2 separate regions of the Homo sapiens genome follow, and region 2 is linked to region 1. A link is a loop called in an ENCODE intact Hi-C map of the cell type or tissue named here. Cell type or tissue: dorsolateral prefrontal cortex. All regions are shown on one strand. Each heading gives the region's core, and the rest is flanking DNA. Links, peaks and the distances in the headings are about the cores only. Region 1 overlaps THY1 (Thy-1 cell surface antigen). Region 2 overlaps USP2 (ubiquitin specific peptidase 2).

Evidence for each region. Peaks named below come from ENCODE experiments on the same cell type or tissue, not always from the same donor. Only the 100,000 strongest peaks of a DNase experiment are listed, where the experiment ranks them.
Region 2: a loop joins it to region 1, with 3 times the contacts of the local background. A loop is called at or near these places in 2 of 110 quality-filtered maps.

The regions. Positions count from the first base shown.
Region 1 is chr11:119,411,735-119,421,740 of GRCh38, forward strand. It overlaps THY1 (Thy-1 cell surface antigen), which reads right to left. Exons shown (of 4, transcript NM_006288.5): 2 at 9,135-9,195; 3 at 8,317-8,652; 4 at 3,742-7,786. The coding sequence starts at 9,171. The coding sequence ends at 7,674. The region is part of intron 2 of USP2-AS1 (USP2 antisense RNA 1); the gene reads left to right. Among named protein-coding and RNA genes, the nearest start is that of THY1, 6.4 kb to the right of the region's middle. RefSeq lists an enhancer at 7,917-8,484. In dorsolateral prefrontal cortex, for the core only: no CTCF peak of the experiment used is centred there; DNase peaks (open chromatin) are centred at 5,763 and 6,167; H3K4me3 peaks cover 2,152 bases; H3K27ac peaks cover 3,509 bases.
Region 2 is chr11:119,358,762-119,368,767 of GRCh38, forward strand. USP2 (ubiquitin specific peptidase 2) reads right to left here. Exons shown (of 13, transcript NM_004205.5): 3 at 1,423-1,473; 4 at 776-899; 5 at 470-581; 6 at 263-373; 7 at 12-76. Among named protein-coding and RNA genes, the nearest start is that of MFRP, 17 kb to the left of the region's middle. RefSeq lists enhancers at 1-262, 887-936, 9,664-9,808, 9,680-10,006, a silencer at 5,415-5,604 and a cis regulatory region at 9,730-9,743. In dorsolateral prefrontal cortex, for the core only: no CTCF peak of the experiment used is centred there; DNase peaks (open chromatin) are centred at 2,763, 5,520, 6,523 and 8,388; H3K4me3 peaks cover 6,224 bases; H3K27ac peaks cover 8,000 bases.

The sequences.
Region 1 (10,006 bases), core at 1,748-9,747:
GATTTATAGACAGCGTCTTCTTGCTGTGGCCTCATGTAGTGGAAGGAGTATGGGATCTCTGTGGGGCCTCTTTTATAAGGAGACTAATCTCATTCATTAGGGGTTCACCCTGATGACCTAATCACCTCCCAAAGAGCCCACCTCCAAATATCATCACCTTGGGGTTTAGGATTTCAAAAGATGAATTTTGAATTTTGAGTGACACAAACATTCAGACCAAAGGGAATGTTTATATCAGTATGACTACGTAAATATTATTCACAGTAAATCCATCTAACCTGTTATGAGCATTCTTTTCTCCTCCCTCTGGAGTTAAATATTTGCCATCTTTTTTTTTTTTTGGGTTGTGTTGAAAATTTAAAATATTTAAAAATATTTAAAGTAAATTATAGGTTTACAAGAAATTGCATAAATAGTACAGAGAGGTCTTGTCTGTACCCTTGGGGTGCAGAGGTTAGAGGTCTCATGTACCCTTCACCCAGTTTCCCCCAATGGCAACATTTTGTATAATTGGAGTACAGTATCAAAACTGGAAATTGATATTGGTAAAATCCACAGACCTTATTTAGATTTCCCCAGTCCTCTCTGTTTTAACTCTAAACGTATCTTGAAGTCACCGCTTCTGTCTATCTTAACCACTACAACTTTTGTCAAAGTTGCTGTCATCTATTTTAGGACCATGGCAATGTCCTCCTGATTTCTTGTTCTACTGTCATTCTCCTTTATGTTTCTACAGAGCAGCAAGAGGGATCTTATAAAAATATGACCAGATCACATCCTTCAACACTTCCCTGTTACCCTTACAATAAAATTCAAACTCTTCACCATGACCTCCAAGGCTCCTATTGAATCCGGCTCTTGTCTGCCTCTTCAGTAACATCATGGACCACTCCTTACCATTCCCTCCATCTGGCTGTGCTTCCTGCAGCTCTTCCAATGGCTGGCTTGTTCTCACCTTTGAAGTCTCAGCTCAAAGGACACTCCCTTGGGCTCTCCCTCATCACCCTAACTAATAGGTCACTTAATATTGTTATTATTTTTTAGAGACAAAGTCTCACTATGTCACCCAGGCTTGCCTCAAACTCCTGGGCTCAAGCAATTCTCCCACCTTGGCCTCTCAAAGTTCTAGGATTACAGGCGTGAGCCACTATGCCTGGCTATGTCACTTATTATTCTTTATTATCTTCTATATATAAATGATCCCAATCTATAATTATTTGATTTATTGATTGGTTTACTTGCTTAATATCCAACTCCCATACTAGAATATAAATGTTATAGAACAAGAGATTGTCTGTACCATCCACTGTTCTAGTCTCATTACCCCACATAAGGCCTGGCATGGAGTGTGCACCTAATAAATGTTTGAATAAATATTGACTGGATCAGGGATTCTTCTGATGGGCCTGTGTGCTCTAAGAGCTGTTATATCCACCAGCAGTTGTGTGTTAACCTAGAGAGGAGCTAAGTCCTGTCCTCAGACTGAACCCACGATGGCTTCCTCTCCCTTTTCCCTGGTTTTGCAGAGTATAGAAGAAATAACATAAAATTTCTTTTTTTGCAATTAGTTTGCAAAATAGTAGAGGCTGCTTTTTGCACTCTTACTCATGACTCCTCCTCTGGGAAGCCGCTGTCGCCTGGCAAAAGGGCCCTACATATGTGTTCCCACAGCACTTTGATAAGGTGTAATTTATATTCAATGAAATTCACCTATTTTAAGTGCACAGTTTGATGAGTTTTGATAAAGGTAACCACTCCAAAGAGTTTCCTGGTGCCTTGGCTTCTTCTATTTCTTTAATATCGTGATAAAATACACTGAATATAAAATTTACCATCTCAGCCACCTTTAAGTGTACGATTCAGGCTGGGTGTGGTGGCTCACACCTGCAATCCCAGCACTTTGGGAGGCTGAGGGGGGAGGATCACTTCAGCCCAGGAGTTTGAAACCAGCCTGGGCAACATAGTGAAACCCCACCTCTATTTTTAAAAAAGTATACGGTTCAGTGGCATTATGTACATTTGCACTGTTGTGCTGCCATCGCCACCACCCATCCATGGAACTGTTTTCATCTTGCAAATCCAAAACTCTGTGCCCATTAAACAATAACTCCCCATTCCCTTTCCCCACAGCTCCTGGCAACCACCATTCTATTTTCTATCTCTATTAATTTGACCTTTGGCTTCTTTTAAAAAGTTGTGGTTAAAAAGTTATAAATTACAATCTTAACCATTTTTAAGTGTAAGATTCAGCAGTGTTAAGTAGCAGCTTTTTTTTTTTTTTTTTTTTTTTGAAGACAGGGTCTCATTCTGTTACCCTGGAGTGTGGTGGTGTGATCTTGGCTCACTGAAGCCTCAAACTCCCAGGCTCAATCAATCCTCCCACCTCAGCTACCTGAGTAGCTGAGACTACAGACATGTGCCATCATGCCCAGCTAATTTTTGTATTTTTTGTAGAGATGGGGTTTTGCCACCTTGCCCAGGCTCACCTTGAACTCCTGGGCTCAAGCAATCCACCCGCCACAGCCTCCCAAAGTGCTGAGATTACAGGCGTTAGCCACTGTGCCGGGCCTGCAGTTTCTTTTTAAGGTAGTTTTAGGTTTAGTTAGCGATGAATGCAGAAAAGCCCAAATAACAGTCACTTAAATAAGGTTGTCCACGGCTTCCCTGACAGCTCCACCATCATGGAGGACTCAGGCTCCTATCTTGTGCTTTGTCATTTGTAACACACAACTTCCATCTATCTCATAGTACAAAATAGCTGCTCCAGTTCCAGCCATCACCTCCACATTCCAGCTAGCATAAGGTGAAAGTGGGAGAAAGGCACACTTTCTCTCTTTTAGAGCTCTTCACAGAAATTACACATACTATTTTGTGCTTATATCCCATTGGACAGAACTTAATCACATAGGCCCATCTCACTGCAATGGAACTGGGAAATAGTCTTTCTTCTGGATCACACATTTCAGTTCTAGTTTATGGGTCCCATTGCTGAGAAGGAAGAGGATAATGCATGTTGGGGAACCCCCACTGGTGTCTTCCACAACTTCCCCTCCTCATAGTGCTGATCACTGCACTGAAATTGATTCCTCCCTCTTATTGGACTGTGGACCCCTTCAGTTAGGGGCTTGTGTCTTTTATAGCTTAGCACAGAGCCAGGTGCATTTAGATGCTTAATGTTTGTTGTACAAATACATGATTTCAGCCCAGTCAGCTTATTTTAAGAATTATTGTTTTTATTATTTTTTTGAGACAAGGTCTCACAGTGTTGCTTAGGCTGGCCTCAAACTTCTGGGCTCAAGGGGGGCCTCCCATCTCAGCTTCTCAAGAAGTTGGGATTACAGGTGGCTGCCACTGCACCAAGCTCTAATCCTTTTTTTTTTTTTTTGAGACTGAATCTCACTCTGCCACCCAGGCTGGAGTGCAGTGGCATGATCTCGGCCCACAACCTCCGCCTCCTGGGTTCAAGTGATTCTCCTGCCTCAGCCTCCCAAGTAGCTGGGATTACAGCCGTGCACCACCACACCTGGCTAATTTTTATTTATTTACTTATTTTTTTTTTTTAGTAGAGACAGGGTTTCTGCATGTTGGCCAGGATGGTCTCAAACTCCTGACCTCAAGTGATCCACCTGCCTTGGCCTCCCAAAGTGCTGGGATTACAGGCGTGAGTCACCACACTCTAATTTTAAGACTTACTGAAGTGAAACCCTAAAGGGGGAAGAGGCTAGAGTCCTCTAGTCCATGTTCTCACCAAATTCAGGAAACTGCTTTATTGCAAACTTGACAGGTGGCCTCCACCTGGCCACGCCACTGCCAGGCACTCCCCGCCTGCACTGCTGGGCACCTCCAGCCATCACAGCCCCTTCCTGGTGCAGAGCCACACTTGGCCTCCATGAAGCTGCCACATTGGTCCTACCCACCCTCCATATGATGTGTCTACATCTACAGGTCCCACTGACCCCAGCTCTTCCTTGTGCCGGGCAAAGATGCCTCCTGTGGGTCTGCACAGGACATGTTTCTCCTTGAGTGTGTTGGGGACATTCCAGGCCTGAGAGTGTCCTGAGGCTGAGAGCCCCTGTTGAGCAGAAGAGAGCTGATGGCCCTCTTGCCTGGCCAGGACTCTCTGAAGGACTCCAGCTCCAACATTTTCTCACTAGTAAATGAGATGATTTACTCTTGACTTGGGTTTGTTTGTTTCACATGTAAAGACACCTTCACAGCACGAAAGCTGCAGATTCAGAGAGGGACATCAGGTTGAGGAGGCGGGAGGGATGTGTGTCACAGGTCCCCGGACGCTGTGTAGATTTCTTGGTTGGCCAGTGAAAGTCCCCACATCTCACGGAGATCCCCATGCCCTTCCCGAGGAAGCCTCTAGATGTCAGAGATGCAGACATTGCGCGTCTCAGTGGACAATCCAGTCCAGAAATGGGGGTGCAGAGAGGGGCTTCTGTTGCTCTTGAGCGGGAATTCCACGGCCCTAGGTATGGACTTAGGTGCTGAAGGGGGGGGACCCAGGAAAGAGGTTAGGACTGGCGAGGGAGTGGATGGGGATGGGGTTGGGGCATGTGTACAGGAACCAGGGCTGGGGGCCAGCCCTCTATAATTACCTGAGTCACCACAGATACCCCACAGCCTCCACAAGGCCTGCTGACTTGACCAGGGAGGGACCCACGGCTGTCGCGGCCTGTGGCTGAAAGTCTGCGGGCTCCCAGTCCTCAGCATGGTCATTCCGGGTAGGTTTATTTTATTTTTTATTTTTTTGAGATGGAGTCTCACTCTATCTCCCAGGCTGGAGTGCAGTGGTGCAATCTTGGCTCACTGCAACCTCCGCCTCCCGGGTTCAAGTGATTCTCCTGCCTCAGCCTCCTGAGTAGCTGGGATTACAGGCGCAGGCCACCATGCCTGGCTAATTTTTGTATTTTTAGTAGAGATAGGGTTTCGAGGCTAGTCTCGAACTCCTGACCTCAAGCGATCCGCCTCTTCCCAAAGTGGTGGGATTACAGGCATGAGCCACTGTGCCCATCTCTGGGTAGGTTTGCGTTGTGAGGCCTGATGCCCTGTTCTTCTCTTCTCCTTTCCGAAGTCCGTGGCCCTCTGGTGGCCTCTGTGGCTTCTTGAGCTAATCTCACCCACTGTGGGCCTCAGGTTCCGCTCCCCTAAACATGGCTGCAGAGGGCAACACCATCTCCCAGCACCCTTCTAAGAGTGTGGCTGCTAAACTCTTCAGGGACATAGTACTAGAGTGTGACAAAGACCCCATAGGAAGTGTCACACAGGTGCGAGGCTTCACACAGTGCCGCTCATTTCCTTCCAGAAATACCTCCATACTCTTTTACTATCCTGAGGGTGGGGCACCCCACATTTCTCTGGCATTTGATCTCCCTTCCCCCACAGCAGCTCTTCTCACCAAGATGCCTTTCCTTGGCACGGCGCTTGCAGCCCAAGCAGGGCTGAAGGAGAGGGGCCTGAGTCTCAGGGGTGTTCCTCCCCTTGGAGAGCTCTGGGCTGGCAGCATCTTGCTAAGGGGTTGTCAGCCTCCCAACCTGGGACAAGGACAGCTCCTCCTCCTCTGTGTATGGTAACTACAGGGGTGGAAGGCAAGGCAGAGAAGTTGACGGGAGGTAGCAAGAGTGGGAGCCGGTGGCATAATTTAGATCTGAGGCCTTTAAGAAAAATGCTCAGAAACAATCATCCTACCCAGTGCTAAATATCAGATGAGTCAGCCTCTGGGCAGCTGTCACCTTCCTCCCCCAAATTCCCTGGCAAAGCAGGGAGGCTGGCTTGGGGCTGCCTCTCTGACTCTGACAGCAGTTGGAACCCACAGCTACCCTGCGGTCCCCCTCTTGCCCCCAATCCCAGGATGCTCGCTTCCATTTTACTCTACTTTTAGGGAAGGAGCCAGGGATGGGCCTCAGTGTTCCCTCCCTACTCCCGAAGGGACAGTATTTGTCCCCAGTCCTTTCTCCTGCCGATGCTTTTGGATTTAGGAAGTGATGCCTTGAGGACATGGGCATCTCCCACCCTTCGTGCTCACCCTCGCAATAGTGGATGTGCCTGGAGGGTACATTTCTGAAGAACTACCAGAGCTGAGAAGAAAAAGCAGACTGCATAGCTTAGCGCAGATTCACGCAAAGCCACTTGTGCATTCCAGAGCCAGGGCCATGTGGTTCGGCCCACATGTTGGCAGTAAGCATGTTGTTCCAGCCAGGTGAGTCAGCAGACATGGGATGTTCGTTTATTTGGGCAAATGTGTCTCGTTAGGGTCATTCTGAAAAGAAGCCCAGTGTGCAGTCATTAGCCCCTGGGGTAGCGTTGCTACTAAGTGGTTGGGGAGAAGTCAGGGAAGAGGAAGAGGTGGCGTTCCCCAGCCTCACCCGTGGAGACCCCAGCGAAGCGGGGGCAGGCAGGCACTGCTGGAGGAGCGAAGGCCAGGTGGACACGAGGACAGATTCCAGAGGCTTGGTTTTATTGTGCAGTTTTCTTTGTCCTCAATGAGATGCCATAAGCTGTGGTGGCACTATACACAGTCACAGAACAGGAAGAACCACCGGGTGGGGGCTGGGGGTTGGGAAAAGCCATTTCCTGAGAAGTGTCCGGCTCCTGGGTCTCACTCCATGGCTTGCCTCAGGCCCCGCAGAAGTCCCTGAGAAGGCAGGCCTGCGGGGCAGGGGGCTGTCTGAGGGGCTCAGGCACCAGCCAGCAGGGGCTGGCACTGATGGGCGAGGGGAGGAAGTGCCTCCCTTAGAAACTTGGGCCAAACCCTGTGCAGCTCTGGGACTCCACCCCACCTGACTTGGAGGCTGTGGGTCAGAGCTCTGGAAGCTCTTGGGAGCTTGGGACAGCCTGAGAGGGTCTTGTCCTCCTTTGTAGCCCTCTCCACTGTGGGTGGAGGCAGGGAGGGGCAGCAGGGCCATGCTTTTAGCTTCCTTAGGCAGGGAGGGATGATGAACCCTCATCCTTTACCTCCTTCTCCAACCCTCCACTAGCGCTGCTTTCCTGGTCAAACCTGCATCTTCACTGGGTCATGCCCCAAGGCCTCTGAGGGACTTCCACAGTGGTAAGGAGGGCTGCCCTTTTTATTTTTTTTTGGTTGTGGCTGAGAATGCTGGAGATGCTCAGTTCTCTCCCTCACAAGGTAGGCCACAAATTCTTGGTGGTGCCCTCACATCTGGGGTCTTCAGGCACCAGCCATGCCTGCCGAGGAGTGCTGTCAGGACAGACCATGTCCGTGCTAGGCCCAGGCACAGCCCAACCACTCCTCATCCAAGTCTCTCCCAGGTTTCTGGTCCCGATGGGCAAGGATGACCCCTCCAGTGGCTGGTACCCCACCATCCCACTACCCCTCACATGCTCTCACTCTCCATCAGGTCCCCAATCCTGGCTTCCCTCTTCACGAACTCTCAAAGAAAAGGAAGGATAAAACCTAAATAAACCAGACAGAAGCAGCTCTGGAACAAAAAGTACAAAAAGACAGCCAGAGGTGTGCGGAGAGGGTGAGGTGGCCGCGTGGACGTGGGTAGATAATCGCATGCAGCACTGGAACTCCTGATGAGGGGTGGGGTCCCCACTTCTCCTCAAGGTTTGAGGGATTGGGGGGAGGGGGTCAGCTGACTCAGAGAAGTAGGATCTCTGCACTGGAACTTGAGGCTTCCTGTCTCCTCCATGGGCCCCACCAGTCACAGGGACATGAAATCCGTGGCCTGGAGGAGGGAGAGGGAGAGCAGGAGCAGCAGCAGCCACGAGGTGTTCTGAGCCAGCAGGCTGATGCCCTCACACTTGACCAGTTTGTCTGCAGAAAGAGAAGGGGGCCGGGGGCAGGGTAGGAAGGAAGACGGATCAGGACTCAGGCAGGCACAGGCCCAAAGCAAGGGTGTACTCCCTTTGGGAGGTGGGTACTGCAATGTCTTAGCTGGGACCAGGAACAGCCCGGTCTCACAGAACCAGCCATCTTTCCCATTTGCAGATTACTGATCTCTTGCACACATATCATCTTATGAAAACCTTACTAAACATCATGACAAGAAAACTGGCTGAGGGAGGTGGTGTCATCCCTGTTTTCCCGCTGGGAGAAGGAAGATTAGGGAGGCCAAAGGCCTTGCCCACAGTTCTGGTGGAACCACACTGCTCTGCCTGTCTGGCCCTGAGCTCTTCACCCCATTCACACCGAAGGCAATGGTTCCCCAGTTGACCAGGCAGCAGTTGGGAGAGGGTGAGAGCGTTATGGGGCTATTCTCCTCTCTAGTCCAGCCAAGGGAACTGCCTGCTGTCCCCGAGCCTGGCTCTCCCAGCTCACTTGACCTTGTTAGGGGCTTGTCTCACCTCTGAGCACTGTGACGTTCTGGGAGGAGATGGGTGGGGAATGGCCAGAGTGGTGGAGTGCACACGTGTAGGTGCCCTCGTCCTTGCTAGTGAAGGCGGATAAGTAGAGGACCTTCATGTTGTATTTGCTGGTGAAGTTGGTTCGGGAGCGGTATGTGTGCTCAGGCACCCCCACAGTGCCAAAGAGCACGTGCTTCTTTGTCTCACGGGTCAGGCTGAACTCGTACTGGATGGGTGAACTGCTGGTATTCTCATGGCGGCAGTCCAGACGAAGGCTCTGGTCCACTAGGCAGGCCGTTAGGCTGGTCACCTTCTGCCCTCGGGAGACCTGCAAGACTGGCACCAGCAGTGCCTCCTTCAAACTGGAGGGGCCTGCGGCACAGGGGCCTCCCACCCACCTGAAGTGGAGAGATGGGCCTGGCTAGGGAGGGGACCGGGGTCTGCTCTCTGAGTGCCTTTCCCCACCCCAGGGATCCCACTTCTCCTTTGCAGACCCCAGCCTCCCTCCCCACTCTGCTTGAGCCTTGGATCCTATCAATGTGTTTCAAGGACAGGAGATCTTAGGGAGTTGATGCTGGTTCCGGGTTCTCAGTTGGGGATTCTAGTTCAATAGTGTGAAGGAGGGCTCAGCAAACTGTGTTTTCAAAAACCACCTCAGGCCGTCAGAATATCAGCGCGGTGGATTGGCTGACTTCAGGATGAAAAAGAGCCCTCTCTTTGTCACCTGCGCTTTTCTGAGACTGTGAGGGAGAAGCTGCTTCTCTGGAGGGAAGGAAGCCAGGGCGCCTGGAGCCCCAGTCCTGCCCCATGCCGGGTACCTGTTAGCAGGAGAGCGATGCTGATGGCCAGGTTCATGGTTCTGGGATCTCAGTCCTGGATCTGGGGTGGGAACAGGATGGGAATCAGCCAAGCTGTGCCACACTTACCACCAGGGCTGGGGGTCCCTGGGAACATGGCATAGTGGCTATGGCAGTCATCTAAGTCCCTCTCTCCATTCCCCCTCTCGTCCCTGCATCTCACTGAACATGATACTGCCACTGGCTCTTTCCTGCTCAGGGAAAGCAAGGAAGGAGGGAGAACAAGCCCAGTCACGGTGTGTTTCTGCGCTTGGCCATGGAGCACTTACTAGCTGGGTGACTTTAAGTAACTTTACCACTCTTTCTCCTCTTCTTACATTAACATAGTGTATGGTAATATAAGACCTATGAGGGCTGAGGCTTCGTATTTAAAAAAAAAATTTAATCGTGGTAAAATACAAAAAGCATAATAATTACTATTTTAACCATTTAAATTCAGTACTTAAATTCAGTATATTCAGCAGTGCTGGATACATTCACGTTGCTATGCAGCCCATCTCCGGAACTCTTTTTGTCTTTCAAAGTAAAACTCTGTATCTGTTAAACAAAGACTCCCCATTTAGGGACTTCCCATTTCCTGTTCAGAAGAAAATCCCCAATGCTCAAAACCGTTTCCGTTTGCAGATTACTGGCATATAGCATACACTCCAAAGATATTTATTGTGAATGAATGAATGAATCTCTCTGAATCTTACATACCCACCGGGTTATGATGGGGGTTAAGAAAAACAACCAACATCTGGCGATGACTGCTTCATATACGTGAGACACAAATCCCTAAGTCACTCGCCATCCCCAGTGGATGGCTAGATACCATTCACCATAGCTAAGGA
Region 2 (10,006 bases), core at 1,363-9,362, 53 kb before region 1:
CATGCGCTTACCCCCGATCCTACTGTCTTCCCGTTCTAGATATTTTCTCCACATCTGTCGGCCTTTCTCGTCATCACTGGGAACCAGAGAGAGACAACAATTGGGTCAAAGCTCAAAACTTAAGTTTAAGGGTCTGTCAATTTTGATCCTTCATCTTCAAAAGTAAATCAGATTATTCCCAAATCATTAACCCCAAAGTGGTGGGTAAAAATCTCGAGTTCACAAAAGTTTTGCTTTCCCACAGCATTCTCCTCTTACTTACGGAAGATGATCGAGGTTCTCAGGGTTGGACTTAGGTCTCAGTGTCACTCGGTTCACCTCGTTATGGAGCCCATCCAGAAGAAAGCGAAGGAACTCCTGAGCATCCTGCTGACTGAACCCAAAGGAAGGAGGGTGAGCAACACCTCTTGTCCTAAGAACCTGCTCCTACTGCCACCCACCTGAGAGGACATGTCTGCAAGGCCCTTACTTATAGCCAACAAAGCGCGGTGCGTATCTCTGGATCTGGGTCTTGAACTCAGATGGGCTCACCACATCATTGGGGGATGAAGTCCATATGGTCTGAATTAGTTTTGCAAACTCTATTGGAAGGAGAGAGTGTACAGGACAGCTGAGATATTTTCTATAAGAAACTCTGAAACTAGAATCCCAACAAAAAGCAAGCAGAGAAAGACAGACAGGATAGGAGTGTCTAAGACACAACACCTAGAACAGCCCCAGTGGAGTGGAGGAGCATCCGGGGGTAGGCAGGGGCACATGACAGAGGGCCTCTCACCTTCCACGAGGGCTGTGTGTGCATTGCTGCCGTGGTGCAGGTCCCGCATGTAGAGCCTCTGGAGGCAGTAATCTCTCAACTCCCGAGTGTTGCTCAGGCACTGCAGAATTGAGTTCATGAAGCACTGCAAGAGATGACCAGGCAATCAGTGGGGAGACGAGAGTCCCACCTTCACCTGTGTTACTTACTACCAGAGGCTCTCTGGTTCATCTACCTAGAATCCTTTCATAGGAGGCTATCCTTTCATAGCCTCAAGTTCCTCTTTTCATAAGTGAAAGGGGTGAAGTGAGGCAAACCCCCACTCCAGGCATAGGTGACCTAATTGGTTATTTACTATAGAGGTGCACAAAAGGGCGTGATGTGATGGACAGAAGTGTGTGGGAAGTGATGGGCATCCTTTAGGGGAATGATCCAGGAGAGGAGCAGGCTGATGGGTAAAAGGGCAACTTCCTTTTAGCAGTGCTTCCTGCTGGGGGTGGGTAAAGCACAGCCCAGCAATTCTGTGAAACACCAGCCAGGAAGGGCAAGTGCCAACTGGCTGAACGGGTAGGGAGTCAGCCACAACCAGAAGGGGACTCTGGTTATATGGCTCCAGTCAGCATAGTAGGGGGTGGGCCTGGGGAAGAAGCAGGCCAGGAAAAACTCACCGTGTTCCCAAGGTTTCGAAGACCAGCCAGACCCTGGGCACTCTTAGAATTCTGTAAGCAAAGAACATATGGCAATAAGGTGGAAGCAAAGATGCTAGGCCTGTGCTGGGCTCTCTCGTGCAATTTCTAACCAGCTGGAGCCACAGGCAGCAGGCCACACATAATATTCTTTCTTCAACTTTACCCATCTATGTACTTTGTAGGAAAGAGGATTGAGGAATGCCTGTGATTTTCTTTTCTTTTCTTTTTTTTTTTTTTGAGACGGAATCTCACGCTGTCACCCAGGCTGGAGTGCAGTGGTACGATCTTAGCTCACTGCAACCTCCACCTCGTGGGTTCAAGCGATTTTCCTGCCTCAGCCTCCTGAGTAGCTGGGACTACAGGTGTGTGCCACGATGCCCGGCTAATTTTTTGTATTTTTAGTAGAGACAGGGTTTCGTCATGTTGGCCAGGCTGGTCTTGAACTCCTGACCTCAGGTGATCCACCTGCCTCAGCTTCCCAAAGTGCTGGGATTACAGGCGTGAGCCACCGCGTCCTGCCTAAATGCCTGTTATTTTCAACAACCAACAAAAATATTCTTCAGGGCTTTATTGAGTGTGTATTGACTATGTATCTCCCTGCCCCCCATCTTTATGTTATTCTCTATTCTCTGCTACAGTGGAGACTAGGAATTCATATATTTGGTACATATTGACTCCTTACTATAAGAAATTTTGAGTCCCAAATCCAGGTGCTATCTCAAATGACCTATATTTGTACTCCTAGAAGTCCAATATATAAAGTAACTCTCATAAGAGACACTTTGAGGAGGTTTTGAAAAGTTAAACAACAAAACACCTTGAGTTTCGATCTTCAGTTGGGAAAAACTCAAGTAAGCCTGCCATTCTGAATTGCCAGAGACAGGTGGAATTCCTTCCAGCTGAGCTCAGCTCCTAAGGGCTGATTAAAGACTCGGAGAATCCTCCCTGCCTGGCTCAGGTTTCAACATCCTGACTGGCCACTGTCTGGGAATCCTGGAGATGGCAGATTGGGCCCGCAGAGGCAAGGGCCTGGCTGAAATTGCCACTCTTGCTGTTGGCCCTATAGCGGAGGCGGGTGAGGGGGTTGGAGAGAGAACAGGTGCTGGATCGAGGACTCTGAGCTTATTTGTCAAGGTCTCTTGGCTAATCCTGGGCATATCTCCAAGGAGTCAGAAAACCTTCAGGCTCAAAGGGTTAAATAAACAGTTTGCAGATGAGTCTGCCACCCCCTCTCTCAGGGAGGGGACTGGGAGCAGGCAACTCTGGAGCAACACTGGGGCATGCGTGGGGCCAGCTCAGCCCTGATCAGAACAGGAGCCTGAAATAACTCAGCTAAAATTACTCATGCCGTGTGCTGACAGCCTATGAGGCTGTCAGCAGCTCAAAGCCCATGAGGTTGTCAGCTGGGGGGGAGGGGTGTGGGTGGGGGAGGAGCAGGCTGAAGGAGGGCTTTTCTCAAGAACTGCCTTACCGATCCCACAAGTAAGAGGATCCCTTCTTGGCCAGCTGTCAGGGCTAGCACTAACAGGTAGGGAAGAAAAATATACCCAGAAAAGAGACCCAGTTTAAACCTGCAGCTAGAGAGAAAGGCCAATTGGCAGCAGGTGGGATATAAGCATCCTTAGAGAACTTGGCTAGGGCTGGCAGTATATGGCCCCACACAACATCTGAATCTGACTTACTGACAGTCAGCAAGAGGGCCGCAACAGAGATAATTCCCTGGGACAAAGACCTTCTCAGCATTTTCCAGAATTGGTGAAACGCTGCAAAAGTCTCCATGTTGCGCACTCGGAACTAAATGTTAAAGCTTGCCCACAACAGAATACCCACCCTTACGTCTATTTTTGGCAGTGCTTTATTAGTTCTTAGCCCCTGTGCCTCAGATGACATCTGTCTAAACAGGCTGTAGGGGAAAGCATTCTACCACTGGTGACCGTGTCAATGTTCACCAAAGCAGGCCCTCAGCTGAGACAACAGTCACTCAGTGCTAATGGGGGTAGGGAAATGGGAAAACGGAGTCATCTGTCTACAGAAGCACTCCTGTGGTGTTTTAAGATGTTGACACTTAATTCTGACCCAGCAGTGAGGGGCAAGAAGGACACTTCGTCACCCACGATTACTATTCTTGAGGATCTAACCCCTCTATTGGCCTGGGGGGTGGGGAGATGGGAGAAGCTCCTTTAAGGCATCCTTAGGACCCTTGGTTGTTATGTTTTAGGGTGGGGGTTGATGCCTTTGTCTAAAATTTCCTCAGCTCAAAACCACATGCCAGTTTCTAGGTGCTCTGTGTAGAAGGCGGGTGGATAACAGGAGTGGGGGCGACAGAGGAGGGGGAGCAGGGCTGCTCCATGCCCAGCCAGATATTCTTCTGCCAAGAATAGGAAATCAGGAGCTCCAGGGAAAGTCAGCACTTTTCATTACAGAGGGGAACAAAATGTCCCCAGAGTGACCTTTCTTACAGGACAAACAATCCTACCTCAGGGTCGACAGGGAGAAAGGGGCCAGAACTGCAGAAGGTGGGAGACCCTGCACAGCCAACCTCTTTCGGTGAAAGCCAGAGAAGGAAATGACCCCAAGTGTTATGCTGGGACACATGTGCAAAGAGTTGAGAAAGTTTGGACCCAGTCTTCCTTCCATTCAGCCATCAGCAAACCTAGTTTTGACTCAGTATCAAGCACTGTTGCAGGGAGCAGATGGCACCTTCACCATCAGCAAATAGACAGCTTTCACCTTCTAGAGGAGAGGAGCGGGGGCTCAGGAGAGCCCTGCCTGGGTTAATGCAGAGGTAGCATCTGGGCACCCTTCGGTAGGAGAGGCCGAGGTTTGTGTCTTCACACTTGAGACCCCAATCAAGGGCTTTCCCGCCTACCTCACCTGTGTGGTGAGGGTCGCCCCAAGTCCTGGCTGCAGCTAGGAAGCCTGGTGTGGCCCTGGCACGGGGCAGGGCACGCACTGCCAGCACGGGAGCTGGTGCCTGTTACATAAGACCTGTCAAAGCTCGGGCCCCTTCTCCCTTCCCCAGGCGGGCAGCGCCCAGCCTCGGCCCCGGCATTCCCCTGGGGGCTGCTTCCGCGGAGGGACCCGCTGCCCGCTGCATAAATGGAGAGGACGGAAAGAAGGGGAAGTTGCCCTCTGTCACCTGTCTGCACCTCGTCTGCCCTTCACAGGGTCAAAGGACCCCCGTCACCAACCCTTGGGAAAGAGCCCTTGGTGGACAGTGAAGGGGAGGCGGCCCCTTTCTGCCCAGCCTTCCTCGCCGGGGTTTGGCCTCGGAGGAGTACCCCGGCACGGTCCAGCGTGCTGCCCTCGCACACCGATCGAGACCCAGTCAAGGTTATGCTTTCCTGCACCTGTCCTGATAGGTGCCAGGAATTGAGAGGCCAAGAGCCACCACCTGGTGCCGGGGCCACCGAGAGGGAGGGGGCAAGGGGGACTTCCTCGGACCTCCACCCGGGGAGGGGACCACGAGTAAGCGTGCGATCACCTGAGGAGGGGGCATTCCTTGCCAGGAGACCCTGGGAAAGGAGGGGTGGGGGCTGGGAAGAATCCGTCCCCTCACCTAGGGGCGCGTGGCGGGCAGAGGCCAGGGAGAAGGCGGGACCCCAGGCCCTCGGCGCGGGGGTCCCGGAAAAGGGCCCGCGTACCTTGGCTTTGTTGAGCAGGAGCCCCACGAAGGTGGAGAGCAGCAGGGACGGGGAGAGAGGGGAGCGCGGCCGCAGCTCCTTGGCGAGGGCGGGAAAGGGGGCGGCGGGGGGGTCCTCGGGCAGGGTCACGGTGTACGAGGTGCGCATGCTGGGGGGCGGGCGGCGGGCTTTGGCCCTCGCTTAACGTTGGCAGCGGGGGCGCGGGGGGAGTCCCCGCGCGGTGCCACAGTCCGGACGCCGAGGCCGGCGAGACCGCTACAGGACAGCGTCCGCGGCGCCCGAACGCGCGCTCCTCCGCCTCAACCTCCCCGGCGTGCGCCGCCAACAGCCCGGGTCCCGGCTCTCGCGCTCCGGCCGACTGGCGGCCCCGCCGGCGCCTCGGGCCCCGCGACGTCAGCGCTGGGGCGGGGCCAGGCCCTAAGCCCCGCCCCACCTCGCCTCTACCCCGCCCCCGGCGCCGGCACGCGGACCCGAACGAGGCGACAAGGTCGGTCCTCCCCCGCCGGGCCTTCCCCGCGCTCCCCGGCGCCCCCAGCCCGCTGACCCCCGGCCAGGCAGGCCCGCGGGGGAGGCAGGACCGGAGCCCTGAGGCCCTGGCCGGCCTCGGGGTTGAGGCTCAGCTCGGGATAAGTGATCTTTGGGGCCCGCAGAGGACGTCTCCCCAAGACCCAGTGGCAACCGGGTGAGCTTCCCCCAAGGCACCATTACACTTCCTAACTCTTGAGGGGGCTGCAAACCATTTTGAGAACGTGATGAAAGCTCTTCTCTCTTCAGGGCGAAATACGTATATGCACAAACTTTTGTCTAGAGTTCCGGGGGTACTCAGGCCTTCGTGAAGACCCAAACTCATGCAGTCTGTGGAGGTCAATGTGCCCAGGTTAAGAAGATGGACCTTCACGGCCTAGGGGCTGAGCTGCCCTCCTCAAAACAGTCCTGTTTGGCTTCTTTCAAGAGAGGCAGTGCTCATGTTTTATAAGGTCCAATAGGTCACCTTCTCATTTGGCTCCTGAAAAGAACCTTTTCTGGTCTCTTCTAACCAATTACCCAGCTCCGGCTCTCCCATTCTCAAATTTGACTTGTTTTGGGGAGCTGGGGAGAAAGCAATACAATAGTGGGGAAATAGGCGCTCAGCTGGCATGGGGCGAGTGTTCTACTCTGGCGTCAAGCACAGCCATGCTGGAAGATCAGGGGTCTTTAGATTTCGTTTCTGATGCCCCACCCCTCCACCTAACAGGGAAGCTCACGAATCTGCCTAGAGAAAGTATCTTGTTTGGAGCTTGCTGGCTATTTTTAGCCAGTATTTTTAGCATTTAAAAATACTCCAAGAGGCAGCAGTGTATGCTGTTACTCATCTGTGGGCTCCTTCTGTTCCTTCTGGTGTGCTCATCCCCACATGTACACGCACACATGACCACAGCTACATGGGGACTGTGTCCAGGACACACGTATGGCAGTACCCCAGGCCACCGACAAAGCAGCAATTTCATGCTAATGAGAGAGGGATGGGGACAGTTGCCCCCTCCCCTGTGTGCCAGCAGTGTGGTGGGAGGAGGGGGCAGGGGACAGGAACCACAGGCAGTCTGCTTGTGATCAGTGAGAGTGGGCATGTGAGGAGTGGTGATCTCTACAGTCACTGTCCTCACCCAGACTCTGACTGAATCTGGACCCCGGACAAACTGCAGCAGCCTTTCTCCAAGCCTCCTTTCCAGCCAAACGCTTTCAAGCCAGCCCTACACCATCTGAAGCAATGTTTGCATCTGATCTCATCACTCTTCTGTCCTGAAACAACTAGAGCACCTGCCCTTGCATCCAGCCCCGAAGCCTCAGGTAGCCTTTCTCTAAGGCTGTTTGTCCACAGGCCCACCACCCTCAGTCTTTGACCACTGCTGTCAACCAGCCTGTGCTTATCCTCTGCTGAAAAACCAAAACTGCCACTCATTAAGTACTTATTAGATCCCAGGCACTGGGTTAAGGGTTTTATATATATTATCCCAGTTAATTTCTATAACATCATGCTGTAGTAACTATTACCTCTATTTTATTTGTTTTGTTTTTTTTTTTTTTGAGACGGAGGCTTGCTCTGTCGCCCAGGCTGGAGTGCAGTGGCACGATCTCGGCTCACTGCAACCTCTGCCTCCCGGGTTCAAACAATTCTCCTGCCTCAGCTTCCTGAGTAGCTGGGATTACAGGTGCGCACCACCACGCCTGGCTAATTTTTGTATTTTTAGTAGAGACGGGGTTTCACCATGTTGGCCGAGCTGGTCATGAACTCCTGACCTCAAGTGATCCGCCCACCTCAGCCTCCCAAAGTGCTGGGATTACAGGCGTGAGCCACCACGCCCGGCCTATTACCTCTGTTTTATAGGTGAAGGACCTTAAGCCTAGAGAGGTCAAATGACTTTCCAGGACTGCAAAGTTAATAAATGACAATGTGGGGCTTTGTCTTACAGCAAAACCCATGCTTTTAACAGGAAATTCTGGGATGTACTTCCTGCTCTCTGCCAATTACCTACTTGTAAATTCTGCCTAAAATTTGCATCTTCCAAAAGCCTTCCCTAATTAACTCCACCCATCTCTAAACTCTCCATTACTGCATATCGTCAGTCTATGCGCATTCAGTTTGCATGGTGTTAATCTATCTTAATATGTTTATCTTTGCTTTATAAGTGTTTCAAAGAGTCCTATAAATGGTCTTGTGTGTGGCTTGTCTTGGTTTTGCCAGCACACTGAAACCTCCTCAAGGGCAGGGTTGTGGGTTCTCTTGGTGGGTTCTTAATAAATGGTGTTGATCTTGTCTCTAAAGAGGGCCAGACCAGGCTCTGCTAGGAATCCTGGGAGTCACACTAAGCCTCAGAGGGTGGGGTGTGAGTCTGCTTTTGCATGTTGAACACATGTGCTGCTGGGCTTGGGGGGACCTGCCCAAGAGGTGCTCACCCACTATAGCATTTGGCCTGTTTCCCCATGACTTAGACACAGTGATGTAAGCACTCCCACCCAGGACATCTGGGTGTTCTGCCAGCTTGCTCTCCCTCTTCCCTGGGATTTAGGAGGTTAGAGGGGTTGCCAGGAGCAGGGAGGGCCAGATGCAGAAAGCTTTAGCGTGGGAGCACTTTGAGAAGTCTGGGGTTGGGGGAAAGAATTCACACAGAGTCCAGTCTAGTCAAGCAGGTCCGACTGCTGCAGGACACGGCCACAAAGGACCTTGGCTCATCTCTCGGCCAGCCAGGTCTCTGTGAGACCCTTTCTCTTCACTGCCATTCTCGGAGTGGGATGGATACAAAGGATAGAGGCTTCTGGCATCTGAATCTGGCTCTGGCTCAGTGACTCTCTGTGCTTCAAATACACAAAGCTAAACTGAGCTGGGCTCATTCCTGCATCCTGACTGCCGTTCCTCAGAACCTGGGCTTGGCCTGCTTCCCTATAGGATAAGTAATTTTTGTCACCTTAAATCCTTCCTGGCATGAGATGGAGTGATATAAATGAAAGTTAGGGCTAGCTCTATGAGGGCGGGGACTGAGAGTATTCTGCTTCTCTCAGATCTGCGTGGGCAGCTTAGGCCAGGGTTTGGTGACACTGCTGGGGCTAAGGCAGATGTCTTAAAGCCTGGCTCCCAGCATGTGCCTGCGATTACCACCGCAAATGGACAGACCGGTGGCCTGATTGATTGATGGATGAAAAGGTAGGGGCTCTGAGTCCTTGTTAGGGGTTGGGCTTTTGCCCCACAGTGCACCTTGGGGAGAGAGGGTCAGCCCATCCTCCCCACTCTCTGTAGGAAGGTCTGCTTCCCTGCATGACGTGGACCCCAAGAGGCCAAAAGCTCTGTGCACCTTTGAGCCCAGGCAGTCTGGCCTGAACCAGCTGGATTCCAGAGGCCCACACACCTCCTTCTTTTGCATGTGTCTCCGTCTGGGGCGCTAGTTTTATGTACGTATTGAGGTGAGAGAGTACAAGGGGCCACGTGTGCAGCTTTGGGCTCTGAACATGATGTTCATTTCTGCAGCTGGTGGTCAGTGGAGCGGCTCCCCCAGGGGCAAGGAACATTTTGCCAGGCTTGGATTAACTTCTGCATTGCTGAGCCCCACCCCAGCACCACATTAACTCATGAAGACATCCTGGAGTGGGGGTGGAGGAGGAGGCGGGAGGATGGTGCTGGGCACCGATTGAGAAATTGAGCCTGGATAAGGCAGTACCAAGGCTAACGGCCAGGATACAGCCCACAGCCGGTCTGCAAGGGATGGAGACATCAGTGTCTTGCTGATTCTAGTCACAAACCGCAAACCCACTGCCCTTTCCTTCGCAGCAGCTAGTACAGCTCCTGGCCAAGGGGCCCCTCTGGCTTAAGGTCCTTTAGTGACCTTCTCATGCTGCCAACACAGATTCATGACCTCAGGAAGTTCAACCTCCTTAGGGTGGCTTAGTGATCCCGGGGTGGGAGTAGGTAAGGACAGACCCCAGGATCTCAGGCTGCCAAGCTAGACAAACAAGGCAGCAGGGATACAGGCCAGTGTGGCTGCGTGAACGGAGCGAGAACATGAGGGACGAGAGGCGAGTTGTACTTCTCACCTAGGAGCTCCAGGACAGCCCCTGCTATCCGCAATTTGTTCTCTTTGGAGTAACCTCCGCTCACTGCAGGGCAGCATTCAAGTCCAAAGTCCCACCCCAGGGAAAAATCACATGACCTCAGCTTATATAATCTCCCTGTCACTGAACAGCTGGAACCCAAGGCTTCGGAAGATGAGTCAGCAGCCCCAGTGGCAAATAGGACCCAGGTATTCAGTTTCCCAGACCTTTTGCTCCTAGAAACAGGTCCTAGAGCGGAGGGCAAGGGTGTGGAAGAGACTGGGTGGGTGAGAATAGGCTGGGCCAGACTCTGAGCCTCAGCCCTGGCTCTGCCTCCGAGTTGCAGGTGCCCAGCTTGC